Regions from separate parts of the Homo sapiens genome. Here region 2 is linked to region 1. Evidence: read pairs that join two places in POLR2A ChIA-PET (ENCODE). Cell type or tissue: MCF 10A. All regions are shown on one strand. Each heading gives the region's core, and the rest is flanking DNA. Links, peaks and the distances in the headings are about the cores only. Region 1 overlaps LINC01412 (long intergenic non-protein coding RNA 1412). Region 2 has its middle 44 kb from the start of TEX41.

The links. ChIA-PET counts read pairs that join two places held together with the same protein. Peaks named below come from ENCODE experiments on the same cell type or tissue, not always from the same donor. Only the 100,000 strongest peaks of a DNase experiment are listed, where the experiment ranks them.
Region 2: POLR2A ChIA-PET joins it to region 1 with 11 read pairs; 3 of 35 experiments call an interaction of 5 or more read pairs at or near these places.

The regions. Positions count from the first base shown.
Region 1 is chr2:144,525,905-144,534,252 of GRCh38, reverse strand. All of the region lies in intron 1 of LINC01412 (long intergenic non-protein coding RNA 1412), which reads right to left. Among named protein-coding and RNA genes, the nearest start is that of LINC02993, 5.6 kb to the right of the region's middle. In MCF 10A, for the core only: no CTCF peak of the experiment used is centred there; DNase peaks (open chromatin) are centred at 3,452 and 4,222.
Region 2 is chr2:144,620,131-144,628,478 of GRCh38, reverse strand. No RefSeq gene overlaps it. Among named protein-coding and RNA genes, the nearest start is that of TEX41, 44 kb to the left of the region's middle. In MCF 10A, for the core only: no CTCF peak of the experiment used is centred there; no DNase peak of the experiment used is centred there.

The DNA.
Region 1 (8,348 bases), core at 271-8,270:
AAAAAAAAGGTGAGGTGACTCATATGCTTTGCTAAAGAACCTATAGTTTCTCCGGTTGGCTCTCTGCTTCTCACACTGTGCAAATCAAACTCTAGGGACAAACAGGATTAACATGACCCAGCTTCTTGGATTCTTGATTTTGCCCAACAGTATGGGAGATAAACAAGGTTGACGTTGAAGAACTATTGATTCAAAACAATCTTTGTAAACATTAAAATACCCATCCTTATAGTTACTTTGAGGAAAGATTTGAGAAACACAGCAGGTATGAAATGGAGAACCACTGATGGTTTTATTGTCAGCAGTGGCATGAGCAGAAATATGTTTTAGAGCAGTGGTCCCCAACCTTTTTGGCACCAGGGGTCAGTTTCATGGAAGACAATGTTTCCACAGATGCAGGGATTGAGGGAATGGTTTTGGGATGATTCAAGAGCATTACATTTACTGTGCACTTTATTTCTCTTATTATTACATTGTAATATACAATTAGATAATTATACAACTCACCGTAATGTAGAATCAGTGGGACCCCTGAGCTGGTATTCCTGCAACTAAATGGTCCCATCTGGGGGTGATGGGAGATAGTGACAGATCATCAGGCATTAGATTCTCATAAGGAGCTCACCACCTAGATCCCTCACATGTGCAGTTCACAATAGTGTTCACGCTCCTATGAGAATCTACTGTCACTGCTGATCTGACAGGAGGCGGAGCTCAGGCAGTAATGTGAGCCTTGGGGAGCAGGTGTAAATACAGATGAAGCTTCGCTTGCCTGCCTCCCACTCACCTCCTGCTGTGTGGCCTGGTTCCTCACGGGTCCGTGGCCTGGGGGTTAGGGACCTTTGTTTTAGAGCAATCACTCACTCTGGTGATGGCGTGGAGAATAGATGTGAGGAGGAAAGAGTGAAAACAGGAAGGCCAGTTAGGTGGCGGGCACAGCCTTCCAGGAAAGAAATGATGAGTAGCTAAAGTAGGGTAGGGAGTGTTGGAGGACAGCAATGCTTTAAGAAACAGGCAGAGGTATGCTGCTTAGCCATATGGAGTGCTTGAATGTGGAAGTAAAGGAAAAGAGAGGAGTCATGGATAAACCTAGAGTTGGAGTTTAGAAGACTGGCGAGACTCTGGTGCCACTGAACAAGTTGGAGTATATTGGAGAAATAAAAAGTTAGAACAAGATTATGACTTTAGCTTTGAAAATGTAAATTTCTACATGCCATGGAACTCCAGGTGAAGATGCTGAGAATTTATCCTGATAGCCTTCTCTGATTCTCCTAGTGAAAAATCACAGGCATTTGGAAGGTAATCAGAATTAGATGGGCATTTTGCTTCTTTTCTTTCCAACTTTCAGTGGCCATCTTGAGTTCATACATGACCTAGACTCAGCTCCTTCACTGTTTTCTCCGACATCTGTCAATCCATGACAAGCAGTAACTACCTGGGTGTGGTTTTCTCAGAGAAGTCTTGACACTCTAGTTCTGTATCATTCCCTGGATTTTAAGCTTTTCAATAGCAATGCCATGTGTCACTGACAATATGGACTGCTCATAAATAAATAACCTAGAAGAAAATTAATTATCATATCATCCATCAATCTCTTAGCCTCCTGAGTCCCTAGTTTTGAACTTCATTTCACCTCTAACAATATCTTTATCAATTCAAATCTAGCTCCTGGTCTCCCAGTTGTAACAAAACAGATATGGATCTCAGGTGGAGAGTAAGCATCAGAAACAGATGAACTCACAAGACAAAAATCTTATGTCCCTATTTTCCTGTTTTCATGCAAATGTCCCAGTAATTAAATCAGGAAAAAATGTAGCAAAAACATATCAGCCAAATGGTTTTAAAATTTCAAAAGAAGCTGTAAATATGGTCCTTTTTAGAAGATCAGGTTCTAACTAGAGTAGGAGAAAGGGTAGCATTTGTTCTGATGAAGCAGTTTTTAAATTATTGTCAGTGATTTGAAGAGAGATAACTGATGTATGTTGAAGAAGCCTGTGAGATTTTTAAATAGTTCGGACGCTACGGGGAGCATTTTTTTCTTAAACCAATGTACTCAGAAGTGTTGGCAAGATTTTATTTGAACGTAGCAGTGCTTATGTGAGGAAGTTATTTTGAATTACCCTAGTATAAATATGTATGACTTTATTTGTATTGAAAATTTCCTTTGCAAGTGAGCGAATGAGGAACTGTTATATATCTATATTGCTTTTTAAATGATTTAGGTATTTCATTTCGGAAATAAAATATCATACCCAGAATTCAAAAATAATATCAGAATTCCGTTTGTACCCACAGGTGATTCTTGCACCTGCATTCATACCTTTTAACTTTAATTTGCCATGTAGAACAAATGGTATCTGTTATCTTAAGTCTGGCTTTTTTTATAGCATTTATGCATACGTACATTCATTCACTCATTCATCAGACATTTACACAGCTCCTCTCATGAACCAAGCACTATGGTAGGTACTGGGCATGTAATAATAGTATTGAACTGTCCTTTGTCATAACATAGTTCAGGTAAACATTCCATTTCCTCTAGGCAATATTCTGTAGCACAATGAAATTTTCAAATCTTAGGGTCATATCTTATTATTTAAAGGCTAAGCATGTTGAAGGCTGTGAACAAGCCTAGCATTGAAAGCATATTCCCTCTAAATACAGAGTATCAAAAGAAAGGTAAGAAGAGGTGAGGGCCCCAAGAAATAAGGCCGAAAACAGGGGGGAGCAAAAAGAGGGCGGGAAGGGTATTGGAGAAAGCATTAAAATCAGGGCTCAAACTTTCCCCTTAATACCTTTGGGCAACCAGTTGTTCTACATGAAAATGAAGCTGCTAGCAAGAAAATCATCGAACCCATTATCTGTAGAGCCTGTCCATTTACTTATAGAAGGAAAAACAAAACAAAACTCATCTTCTCTGTTTTCCTTCTTTAGTTATTGTGTGGGATTGGAGGGGAAAGGGATCATTTATCCTAAATTACTACTTCACCTTGCCTTCCTAAGCAACACACCTCTTCTAGTTCATTCCATTCTCTCCTTATTATTTCTTTCCTTTATCAGAGAAAACCTATTATATTTTCATGTGTTTACTTAAAAACAAACTACAAGAAGGCTCATCTGAGTCATCTATTTAAAGAATGAGACAAACATACACATGCAGCTCTGTTTTTGCTCCTTCAATTCTTTTTTAGGCTGTGTATAAAAGTGACACAAAAAAAGAGGAATAAAACAGTTTGTGTTAAACAATGTAATCAAGTACATAAGTCTGTAAAAAGGAGCGTGTAGGGTCTTAAGTACCCATGGTCCCTGCCTGCTACCCTCATCTGTCCTCATTCTTATCTCAAGTTGTAAGTTTTCAGTAGGAGATCAGTTTGTATCTCCCTAAAGCTTCTAAATGAATGACGGATTCCACAAACAGCAACAAATATTACTATATAATAGGCACTGTTCCAGGGGGTTGCAAAAGAGACATCCGTGATAAATCACCTTCCTTTGTCAAATAAATTACTATTTGGAGATCATAAATGAAGCAATAGTTTAAAATTTTCCAAGTGACGGTGCTTTGCGTTAATATCATAAAAGCATTACTGTCCCTCAAATTCAAAGTCCAAGGTGATTTCAAATGTCATTCACAAGCATATTTCACCTAACCCTGAATGTTTTCTTCAACCATGCAAGAATCCTCCTTGGGAGAAGCAAAACTTGAATATAGATCATCTTTAGGCTGTAACAAATAATATTTCAATATCCCATAGAGCTATGTGACATTAGGTAATAATATAACTCAGGACTATACTGATTTCTCTAAACTGAAATTCCAAATTCTTAGAAGATAGATAAATTAAGCTTTAAAAGAATGGGGTTTTAATTTTTCCTTCTTGTTTTAAAACACCAAATATTTTCTGTGAACTTTCAGCTTTGTTCTTTCCCTCTTGTCTAGAAGGGTGCTAGCTGAGTGCCAAGAACAACAGGTAAGCCAGCTTCCCTCAACACAGAGAAATTATGCCTTTGCCACAGGAGCCATACTTATGCTTCCACAATGGCCAGGGAAAAACCTAATAGGAACAGATTTTTTTGCATGTGTAGCAAAGTTAGTTCCAGAGAGAGAGAAAGAAGCCTGGTTTGCACTGTAGCAGAACCATTGGAACAATATGCTCCCTGTGTCCACAGCCCAATCCTCCCCGGACACCCTCCTTTCTAGGGCATAGGGTAGCAGAGTCACATACACAGTAGATCATGCCAGGACCTGCTGACACAACCCTACTCCCAAATTTGCAGGCAGGAGAGTGAAGCAATGTCTGTACTCTATACATAGTCTTACTTTTTTCTTTTCTTTTTTAAAGTAGCTGTTTCAGCATTCAACTGGGGGCAAGAGGGGTTGGGGGGTGGAAAAAGATAGTGCAGGCAAACTTTCTCAGTGCTATTCCATCCCTCTATGTCTCCCCACTCCTTCACACCTCTGAAGTTATGGCAAGACTAGGTAAAGAGTTTTGAACAATATTGAGACCCTCTTATATTTACCTTGAACAAATAGGATCTTTGACACTTCTTGACCACACTCAGCTGCCTGCAAGAGTGCTTCCTCCTATAGCAAGTCATATCGGGAGAATTCGCTGAAGAAAGGTTTTTTCCTTACAATTGCAAATGAAAGTATAAAATAGATCACCAAATTTTAAAGTGTGCATATGTCCTCATCTCAGCTGTTGACATCATATTTATAATCATGAGCACGCCAGGTTTTCTACAACTTAAGAAATTCTATGACCATATTACTTTTCCAACTTTATCAGTAAACACTGATTTCTGTATAATGCAGAAACCAGTTAAATAATTTCTGGCCGGGTGCAGTGGCTCATGCCTGTAATCCCAGCACTTTGGGAGGCCGAGGTGGGTGGATCACCTGAGGTCAGGAATTCGAGACCGGCCTGGCCAACATGGTGAAACTCCGTCTCTACTAAAAATACAAAAAATTAGCTGGGTGTGGTGGCAGGTGCCTGTAATCCCAGCTACTCGGGAGGCTGAGGCAGGAGAATCACTTGAACCTGGGAGGCGGAGCTGGCAGTGAGCCAAGACTGTGCCACTGCACTCCAGCCTGGGTGACAGAGCGAGACTCCGTCTCAAAATAAATAAATAAAAAATAAAAATAAAATAAAATAAACAACACCTAAAAGACATGTTACATCCACTCTGGTTTTCCATAATTTAACTTCATGTATTTTTCAGGTAATTCATGATAGTAGGAATTACTATTTATTGATACACCTGCTCTGTGCCAGACATTTTGTATACAGTCATATTTTCTTTACCACAACCAGCTTGAATCTAAGTACTCCTTTACCAATTTTTTTTTTTTTTTTTTTTTTTTTTGAGACAGGGTCTCGCTCTGTTGCCCGGGCTGGAGTGCATGGAGTGCAGTGGCACCATCTCGGCTCACTGCAACCTCTGCCTCCTGGGTTCAAGCAATTCTCTTCCTCAGCCTCCCGAGTAGCTAGGATTATAGGCATGCACCACCACGCCGGGCTGGCTGATTTTTGTATTTTTAGTAGAGATGGGGTTTCACCATGCTGGCCAGGATGGTCTTGAACTCTCGACCTGGTGATCCACCCTCCTCGGTCTTCCAAAGGTGCTGGGATTACAGGCGTGAGCCACTGCACCCAGCTCCTTTGCCTACTTTAAAAATAATTTCACATGGGTAAAATAACTTGTCCTCAATACACAATTAGTATTTACCAAGCAGGGAGCCACATCCAGTTTATCTAATTCCAAAACCTGTATCTTTGTCACTATAATATGCTAACATTGAGGATCTAGTGTCAAATATACTAATGTCCAGTTTCCAGTCAACAAGTGCTAACAGAAGTTGTATAAGAAATAAAAACTATTCCACGACATCTCTGGACCATGATGTCTCCTTCATCACTAACTTGTCCTGTGCCTGGGCCCAATGTTGGAGCCAGTTGAGCTAGCAAGAACCTCCCATGGGAGCTTTTCCTAAGTCGGGTGCCTGGGAGAAGAGACTGGACCAGAAAATACACTTTATCTGGGAAGCCAGAGGCACCAAAGCCAGAGAAACTTTGGCTCAAGGACTTGAGCCAATATTGTAACTGGAAAAATGAGCCTAAGTGTTAGGTCCAAAAGGCAAAATAAGCCATACATGGAAAAACAAGGGCCAATCACAGCATCCAGGAGGCCTGGAAATGGGTCACAATGTGCAGAGCGGGTGGGCACAAGTGGGTCAGAAACACATCTGGGAAAGGTAAAAAGATGTTGGATGTCACATGAATATGGTGTTGGCCCTGGGGGTGGACGTGGCAGATTCAAAAGCACACCAAGAACCAGATGCTTGAATTGTGGGGAGTCACTGACTCTCCCTAAGCCACAATTTTCTCAGCTAATAAAATGGACCCAGTTGTAACCCCTTCAGATCTGCTATCAGAATTAAATGATACGTGAAAGGATTTAGCATAGTGCCAAGCCTAGAAAAGCAGGGGTTTTTTTTCCTTAGCTATTATTACTTTATATTTGTGATTGCCATGGAGATGATAATAAATTTTGAGAGTAAAGTTTTTACATTTAAGTACCTGAAAGAACCCTGAAAAAAAAAATTCACCCTTAGAATGGTACAAAATTAAAACTGAGTACAGAACAAAGTTTATAGTTTGAGCCTTTTAACAGAATAAAGAGTATTAAAGAAGACCTTGAAGCAAGCATGAAGTAATTTCCAGGTCACTAGACAATTTGCAGGTGCAAACCATTTCTAGTCCCATTGTCAGAGGGAGAAAAAAGGTACAGGTCACACCCAGTCCCCTACGCTGATGTCCAAATGTCTGGTTTGGTAGTTTTGACCTAAAAGGAGCATGGAATGGATGCTTTCAAAATAGAAACAATTAACAGACCCTTTAAGAACTACAGATATAAGTGTTTTGAGAAGTCTTAAAGAAAACAAGAACAACCAAAAACTATCAGTGTTAGTATTACATCACGATAGTTTTTCCCCCTGGCATTTGCATTGATTTTTCAGTTTTACATCAAAAAGAAAATCTGGCCTTGTGGACATTTAAGAGACTAGGGAATTTCATTTTCCACTTAATACACTGATTTTCTTCACCACTCTAGGTACTTGAAATTAGCGCAAACCCCAGGACAGCTACAATTCCAAAAGGGAATGCTCAGTTCATTATGAATGGTCTTAAAGCAAACAGTGCTCTGACAGCCAAATTCCTGGTCTTCAAATTTGTAAGTTTGCCCTTTTTTTCACAAGTCTTACTCAAGACCGCTTCTGAGCTTTTGCACATTTAACCCTTACACTAAAAGACAATATGTTACTAAAGAGCATGGGAAACTTCAAGTTCATACATTTGGACTAAATTCCTTTTCAAAAGCAGTCTAATATTTATAACCAAATTATGACCATATTGAATACACTAAATTAACTGCTGAACTAACAGAAAGGAAATACTGTATTTATTTTCACTTCTGTGGCTACGCATCCTTTGAACAGTTCGAAAAAATCATAAACCAGCCATAAATCCTAAAATGCTTTTCATTTTCTTTCTTCACGTAATAACACAGCACTGATTTTTCAATAAAAAATATACTGTAAATAGTTGTTATTTTTAATAATCAAAATTAATTTGTACCATCTTTAGTTGATCTGTATATTTGTTTAACCTTTCATTATAATAATAAAGCTACAATATAGTGAAGTTTTATGCATTACTTCATTTAATTCTCAATAAAATCCCAAGGGATAGCATTATTAGTGTACCCACATTGGAGATTAAAAATAAAACAAGCTTATAGGAGACTGCTTATAATCACACAGGTAGTCATTTGCAGGGCTAGTATTCAAAATAGATATTAATACTTTGGACTTTAACTGGCACAGGAGAATAAAAATATCAGGGATACACTTACTTAATCATTTTTAATAATTTAAATCAGCCCATATGTTAGTAAGTAAAAGATAAAAAATGATCCTAAATACCAGGCCTGAGTTATTTGTCAATTGCTGCAATTTTCCACTTTTAGACTTGAATTAATAGACATAACTAAAAATTTAAATGACAAAATTCCAATAAGAAAACATAGTGCATAATTAGTGCACATCTCTGGATTTGGGGAGGAGAGTGACTTGATTTTACATAGAGTATTGTTTTTCCTAATTAATTGTAGTGTGCCACATATTTGTATGTGAATGCCTCATAAATGGTTTACAAATTGTTAAGAAGTTTATGGATATCTAGAAAGAATATTACAGCTCAATAAATAAACTTTTACAAGTGTAGAAGAGAAATTTTGCATTAAAATGTGACTTTGTTTCTTCATCCTGAGAGAATGAATTTTTA
Region 2 (8,348 bases), core at 340-8,339, 94 kb before region 1:
AGTGTATAAGAGCTGTGATCATTCACATTCAGCTTTTCTAAGTGAGTTTGCTAAGTTACAGATTTGTGCTGTTAGTCACCACTCCTCTGCTATGGAGATTAGTACTGGTTTTTACTGTTGATCTTTCCTGTTGCCAACTTGGTGAGCTGGTCTTCAATATCCTTGGGCTAAAGAAAGAAAAAATTATTATTATTATTATCAAAATGTTGGTTCAACATTGAAATAGGCTAAGACATTATCCAATAATCTATGTATTTGCATTTGCAGACATACTAGGTGTAAGTAAATTTCGTATGCAAATTACCCTGACAGAACCTCTATGCCTATAAAGCCCCCACACCCATGCATCTCTGCAAGTTCCCAAAGGGTATTTCCTATGTCCTCCCTTCCTTTGGAACCTACTGTGCTCTGCTATGTGCTATCTTTAGCTCAGGATTCCTGCCACCATAATCACTTGGCTGCTCCATCTCTCTTCATGCAGAGAAGTAGTTCATCACTGGTGGTGGTCCTTATCCCCCAAGATCCATCAAGCCCCACCAGTATCCACAGTTCAAGCGCCACATGGGTCTTCTTCTATTGTGATACACTCTGCACTAATGGTGCATGGGCAGCAAAGTTATTTCTAGACATATCCAGAACCAGATTTAAATAAGAGCCACCATCAGGATTTCTCATCCACCTCTTCAGTGGCACATGGATCAACCTCATTTTATGTAAAGATTTCTTCTCTTAGCATCCATTTTCTTTCAGATTTCTTGGACCTGCTTCAAAAAGGCTTTTGTGAGGCCGATACACCAGCCAACCAAACATGCCTGGACCCCCAGCAGTGAACACAGTGGAAACACTTGCCCCAGGCATCTGCATAGCTCATTTCGTCACCTCCTTCAAGTTTAGCTCAAAAAACCACCTTGTCGGGGAAGCCTTTTCTGACCACCCATTCAAGAGTGTTAACCCCCACTCCTACCCCAAGATTCTTATTGCTCTTCTCTGTCTTAGTTCACTCTGTGGCACTTACTACTTCCAAACATACTATAGAATGTATTGATTTTGTGTATTATTGTCTTCTTCCACCAAAATATAAATTCCAGGGGAACAAAGGTTTTTTTCTTTTTATTTCATGGACGTGCTCACAGTGGGGCCCAGCACCCAGTTGGTACTCAGTGAATATTTGAAGAATGAATGATTGAATCCCACACACAGGCTATATGTGTAATGTGCACTCTCATATAAACTCCACTGACCATATGCCCATTAAATCTGACATCCAGTAAACATACTTTGGCTGAAAAGATAGTTTTGAATTACAATGCAAAGAAAATATACCTCACACAAAGGACAAAGCAGTTGGACCAATAATGATCATCCGTTTTCTCGTTCTGGTTGCCCTTCACCTTTGAAAATGGGACAGAAAATACAAATAACTGTAGCCCAGCCTTTCTGTTCTTTGTAATGATTAGCCATTTTTAAATCCCTGTATCTCTTAGACTCAGTAATATAATTCTCTTCTCGATACCTTTTTCCGTTGCACTTAAAATTCCTTCAGAAATGAATTATAACTATTGAAACTTCCACGTGATTTGAGATATGCAGCTAAATGTCAAATAAGCTAGGGCAGATTTTGTGTGTGCATTAACTCTGGGGAAAATTAGCAAAAATTCACTCATTTATTACGTAGGAGTAACAAATCAAAATGAAAAAGAAAAAAAGATAGTCTTCATTTGGGGTTCACAAATCTATGAGGCAGTACTAAAGAATAGATAAATTGCTACAAATTTCCAGCAAAGCACTTTAGGATATGTCAAATTCCTTTAAAATATTCATATATTAGAATGTATTTATTATACTTTTAAATACATATGTAGAAGGATGTTCATGGCAATGTTATTCATAATGAATAAAATTGCAAGCAATTTAAATATCCAACAATAGGGAAATATTTAAATCAGTTACATTCTTATTATTCTATATAATAGAACATTATTTAGTCACTTAAAATTGTGTTTTTGAAGACCATTTAAAGAAATCATTTTCACAACATAACACTGAAAACTAATATAAGCCGCCCTCTTCAAACAATAAATCCATAATATATTCATAGAAAAAAATAAGATGAAATTTGCAAATATGTTAATGGTGATTACTTCTGATTATAGAATTAGAAGCCATTTTATGGGTAACTCCTAATATATCAAAATATTCAGCTGGCAATGGCCACCATGTTCTTAACTGATGTGATCATTAGACAAAGCATTTTTGAACAAAAGGTTTTTAGATGGTGAAATACGTTTATATAATAATGCAAAATAAACTGAATGTAGTCATAATAAGAGCTGACATTTAATGAACTCTGATTCGAACCAGGTATAACACTAAATACTTTAATCCATCTATGAAGTAGGTATCATTACATTTTAGATGAGGAAGCTGGGGTTTTTAAAAGCTGAAGTATCTATTTCAGTATCACATGGCCAGTCAGGGGCAGTAAGAGATTTGATCCGGAATTTTCTGCCTCCAGAGTTTCTGCTTTTAAACACTATGCTCCATTAAAAACAGCTGACGATGACCTATTATGAACGAGCTTGTAATTTGTTTTTGATCAAGACAATGGACTATTTTCAGGTAGTTTAACATTCCTTATGGTAATTACTGCTCAGATGATTACTATCTTTTAACTCTCGGTCAGATACTTGCTGCCTGCCTCTAGGGCAAGTATTTCAGTTTTTATGGCTGATAAAATACGTAGAGCACTTTAGCTTAGACACTGACCAAAAATGGGATTATTCACCTTTTAATCAATTGTAATGAAACCATAGTTATAATTAATGTCTGTTTCTCTTGAAAAAAAAAACTTTCCAAAAAAGACTAATTTTAAAACTAAAACTAGCATAAAATATGAAACTAGAAGACTAGAGTTGATTTCCTAATAATGAAGAGAAATTTAGAACTGTGGCAAAGGCAAACAGGCAAAACAAAACAAAACAAAACCTGACAGCTTCATAGACTCCGCCTCTGAATGGAATGTTGGGGACTGTCTTGCCAATTCTGCCAAACATCCAGGTAGAACACTGAGTACACTGACTACTTTAACTAAAACAATCTGGTTTTACACAAACCCAATTCACGTGCAACCACGTGTGAAGCTTACTGAACTTCTAGGCCAAGGGACAGTTTTTGCCTAAGGAAGAAGCTAAGTTAATTAACTGAGCTGAACATAGGTAAGTTTATAATCTAAGATACTTAGTTTCATGTTACCTAGAAGAAACATCTAGATGAAAAGAGTTCCTAGGAAGAATTCCAAAGTATGCAAAATGAAGAGAGGGAGAGCTATACAAATCATCTGTAATGTGAAACAAAACAAAATTAAGAGTTTTAGCTCAATTTGTAGGAAGAAATAATTTCTAGAAAAAAATTACATAAAAGCAAGGTGGATTTGTAAGTGTAGATCTTCAAGTTAACACTGCCACTTTAGATGGTAACTATTTTAATAATCCCTCAATTTTAAGCTACTGTAAAAAGATGAGCTGAAGAGTTATCAAAATGCTTATACCAGTCTACTTTCAGGAATCTGTTTTAGAACGAGCGTGTTGAATATATTTTGTTATATTCCTCAGAAACACTTTTAAAAATCTTAAACTTTTTAAATTACCATTGTGGTAACAAATGACATTCTCAAGTTAAAAAATAAATAATATTCCTAAAATAATGTTCTTTCCCCTGAGACCCCCTTAGAAGGTAGCGGTCCGTAACGCAGTCAGATATCTAGGATTTCCAAAACACCACTCATGACTATTAAAGGATGCTGAAAAACACCATTACATCAATGACAGAAAGGGCATGTCTATTCTTATTTCTGGAATTCCTTTCGATGTGAGTCAATTCACCAGGTGGGATTTCACTGAAAAATGGCTTTAAGAGTGTTTTACATGAAGGAAGAATAGAACTAAGGCCTTCAAACCAGACATAATGAAAAACATAGAATCAAACTTTACCTAGCAGGCAATGACAGGGACCAAAATCAAAGTAAAACACGTAGACACAAAAACTCCAGTTTTCTGTGCAACTTGTTATGTATTAATTTAACAGCGCATCTGCTTAGTGCAACAGTCCAAATAAAAGCATTTTACCCTCCACATACAAAAATAAAATTCTGTGACTTTGCTTTTCGTTTCAGACCTGGTGATATCAGATTAAAGGAGGAAAAAGAATATGAGATTATTTTTAAAACTCTTTTTGTATTTTCCCAAAAGTTCTACAAAGGCACTTAGGAATTTGGATAATTCAAAGATGCAGAAATAATTCATAACATAAAAGGACTTTCTGACTTTTTTTTAATCCTTAGACTCATAGAACTTGAAACCCAAACATAATGCGCCATCAGCTAGAAGGCCCTCTCTGCCTTCTAGAGGATGGATCAGACATGAACTTTCTCTCCTCTAACTCCTTCTAGACTGGCATGCAGTGATCTAGTTCACGATTATCGGATACCGCCTAGTGAAACAGTTCTTCTGTTGACTTTTCATTATTGTATATGTTTGTTTTATCTTTCCAACTAAGTGAAGCTAAGGAGCTGTATTTTATCTGTTTTATTATTCCCTCAAACAATGTAGCATACAGAGCCTCATCCACAGTGAGCATTCTCTATTTGTTTATTCCAGATTGGTTCAAACATTTTTTTTTAATCAAGAAGATGAGATTGCCTTGATAGACATGTTCCGTTATCTGGTGTTAGGACTAAGAAGATACTGGTGTAATAAATCAAACAGGTATGCTAACAGTTAATATAACATTTACATGTTGTTGAGGCCAGCAATTTTCAAACTCTTTTTTCATAAAACAGAATCTTGCTGAGAAACCCCACAAATGAAAGTGAAGCTCTTTTGACTGAAGTAGCTGGAGAAGGTGAGGTGAGAGATAGGGAAAAGCAGGTGAGAAGGGGCAGAAGCACAGAGAAACTGAAGTCCAGCCACTAAGTCCCTACCCACTGTCTGACAAAGACCACTGGAAACTCTCAGCCACTCTAGAGCACTGTTTAAAAGCCAATGGCTTATTCTGTCATGTAAATATGTATTTTAATAAAAAGAAAATCTCTACTTCTCCCTTCTGCCAACTGAGTGTCAGAAATTGAGCTCTATACTATGAGAAAGTCAATTTTAAATATGTGTTGACAGAACTAGAAAAAACTATTTTAAAATTCATATGGAACCAAAAAGAGCTCGAATAGGCAAGGCAATCCTAAGCAAAAAGAACAAAGCTGGAGGCATCACACTATCTGACTTCAAACTATTTACAGGGCTACAGTTACCAAAACAGCATGGTTCTAGTACAAGAACAGACACATAGACCAATAAAACAGAACAGAGAACCCAGAAATAAAGCCACACACCTACAACTATCTAATCTTCCACAAACCTCACAAAAACAAGCAATGGGAAAAGCACTCCATAATCAATAAATGGTGCTGGGATAACTGGCTAGCCATATGCAAAAGATTGAAACTGGGACCCTCCCTTACACCACATACAAAAATTAACTCAAGATGAATTAAAGACTTAAATGTAAAATCCAAAACTATAAAAACCCTGGAAGAAAACCTAGGCAATCCCTTCTGGAAATAGGAATGGGCAAAGATTTCGTGATGAAGATGCAAAAAGCAATTGCAACAAAAGCAAAAATTGACAAATGGGATCTAATTAAATTAAAGAGCTTCTGCACAGCAAAAGAAACTATCAAAAGAGTAAACAGACAGCCTGCAGAGTGGGAGAAAATTTTTGCAAAGTATGCATCTGACAAAGGTCTAAGATCCAGCATCTATCAGAAACTTAAGCAAATTTATGAGGGAAAAAAAGACAACCCCATAAAAAAGTGGGCAAATGACATGAACAGACACTTTTCAAAAGAAGACCTACACGTGGCCAACATGCATATGAAAAAAAGCTCATCATCACTGATCATTAGAGAAATGCAAATCAAAACCACAATGAGATATCATCTCACACCAGTCAGAATGGCTGTTATTGAAAGAAAAAAAAATCAGATGGTGGCAAAGTTACACACAAAAAGGGACACTTACACAATGTTGGTAGGAGTGTAAATTAGTTTAATCATTGTGGAAGACGGTGTGGCAATTCCTTAATGACCTAAAGGCAGAATTACCATTTGACCCAGCAATCCCCTTACTGGAAATATACCCAAAAGAATATAAATTGTTCTATCATAAAGACACAGCATTTGTATGTTCACTGTAGCACTATTCGCAACAGCAAAGACATGGATTCAACCTAAATGCCCGTCAGTGATAGACTGGCTAAAGAAAATGTGGTACATATAGACCATGGAATAATATGCAGCCATAAAAAGAATGAGATCATGTCCTTTGCAGGAACATGGATGGAGCTAGAGGTAATTATCCTCAGCAAACTAATGCAGAAACAGAAAACTAAATACCACCTGTTCTCACTTATAAGTAGGAGCTAAATGATGAGAACATATGGACACATAGAGGGGAATAACACACACTGGGGGCTACCAGAGAGTGGAGACTAGAAGTGGGGAGAGGATCAGGAAAAATAACTAATGGGTAATAGGGTTATGATCTGGATGATGAAATAATCTGTACAACAGACCCCCACGATACGAGTTTACCTATATAGCAAACCTGCACATGTACCCCTGAACTTAAAATAAAAGTTAAATTTTAAAAAAAGTAGAATAAATGAATTGTCCAAGTGAATGAATGAATGAACACTTGTAACCAAACTGAACAAAATCCTTATTATAGTTGTGGTATTTTTTCTAATTGAACTGAATGGGATACGAAAATCTAAATATAACTGGACTTAGAGAAATGAAAAGGTAAAAAGTATCAACTAAGACTGAATGCCCATATCTGAATTTTTAAAGTTATTTTACGAAGTAAAAAATGTACACATGGAACTCTTCTGTATCTATGGTAATGCAAAGGTTTCACGACATATACTTGTTTCTGCCCTAAATTCATGCTTCCCTTTTTTGGTAAATGTGACTCAATTTCCTCCCTTTTGGGAATAACCATTTCTCTATGCATCTAGTCTTGGCAGTCTGTCCATCAAAATGTTCCATTTGCTCCCTATCCACCCACCTTTATGCCTGGCCAAGGTGTAGGCCTGTTACCCTAGCTAGACTAGTCAGATGTTCTGGCCCTGAAATATGAAGCTTTTCAGGGATGACAAGATGCAGGATAAATGGCTTGAGCTATTCCATTCACCCCTGGGACTGTAAGTGGGCTCTCCCCTAGGTTCTGCTACACGAATTCCTGTAGCTATGCTGGCCTGGAGCTTTCTGAGCCATGGTTGTTTAGCTTCTTCTTTTCTTCTTTGGGCCATATTATGTCTTTCCAATAACATCTTTGCTGTATTTATGTATGTATTTATTTTTGTTTATTTGTATTTAGGTTAGCCAGAGTCCATTTCTGAAATCCAAGAACATAGAGAGATACAGGGACCCCAAGCACTGATAACACAGATGGAAATTCGCTGAAAGAAACTGAGACCAAACAACTCATAGTCACATGCCACAGTAAAATAGATCCCAAAGTCTTAAGGTGGCTTACTAGAATTTATCTTAATATTATTAGGCCTTTTGAATATGACATTTATCAAGTCTGTCATGCACAAAGTGAAGATAACTAGACTGAGATCAGGAGAATAATAGCTCGGGGCAAGTTACATAAACTTTTAAAACTCCATTTTCTCATCTGTGAAAGGATGAGGTTAAAGTAAAAGATTTATGAAGCCTCTTCTAATTATGACAACTTGTGGATTTTTGTTTACAAATATAAAATCATACATCAACTGTTGATTTTTTCCCCTGGTTTTAGAAAGACTCTGAAGGAGTTCCTGCTGTCTCACTTCAAGGCAGCATTTAAATTTAATACAAGCTCCACCCAGGGTCATCCTATGCTGTGATGTGACTATCCTCCATAGCTTTGTAGAATCTCTTTTGTGGTGGAAATCAGTGCCACTTTCTGTACTCACATTTTCCCTTGTCCATTCTCCTCCTATGGTGAGAAGAAAAAATGAGTTATAATTAGAATCAAGAAAATACTGTAAGGATAAATACAATGTATCCTGTTTCTATAAAAGGTCATTTTTTCAAGCTATCAAAGCCCCTTACAACAAATACCTAATTGATGGTTGCAGCCTCCTCTGTAAGAATAAAACACTATGCCCAGTTTATAGGTGAAGAAATCAAAGAGAAAGTCAATAGAATTTCAGTTCAAATTCAGTTCAAAACATTTCAAATCTGGGAAGAAGAAATTCAGAATGCATCCATTTTAGAACATTATATGTCAGGGTGCCAAATTAGCTCAG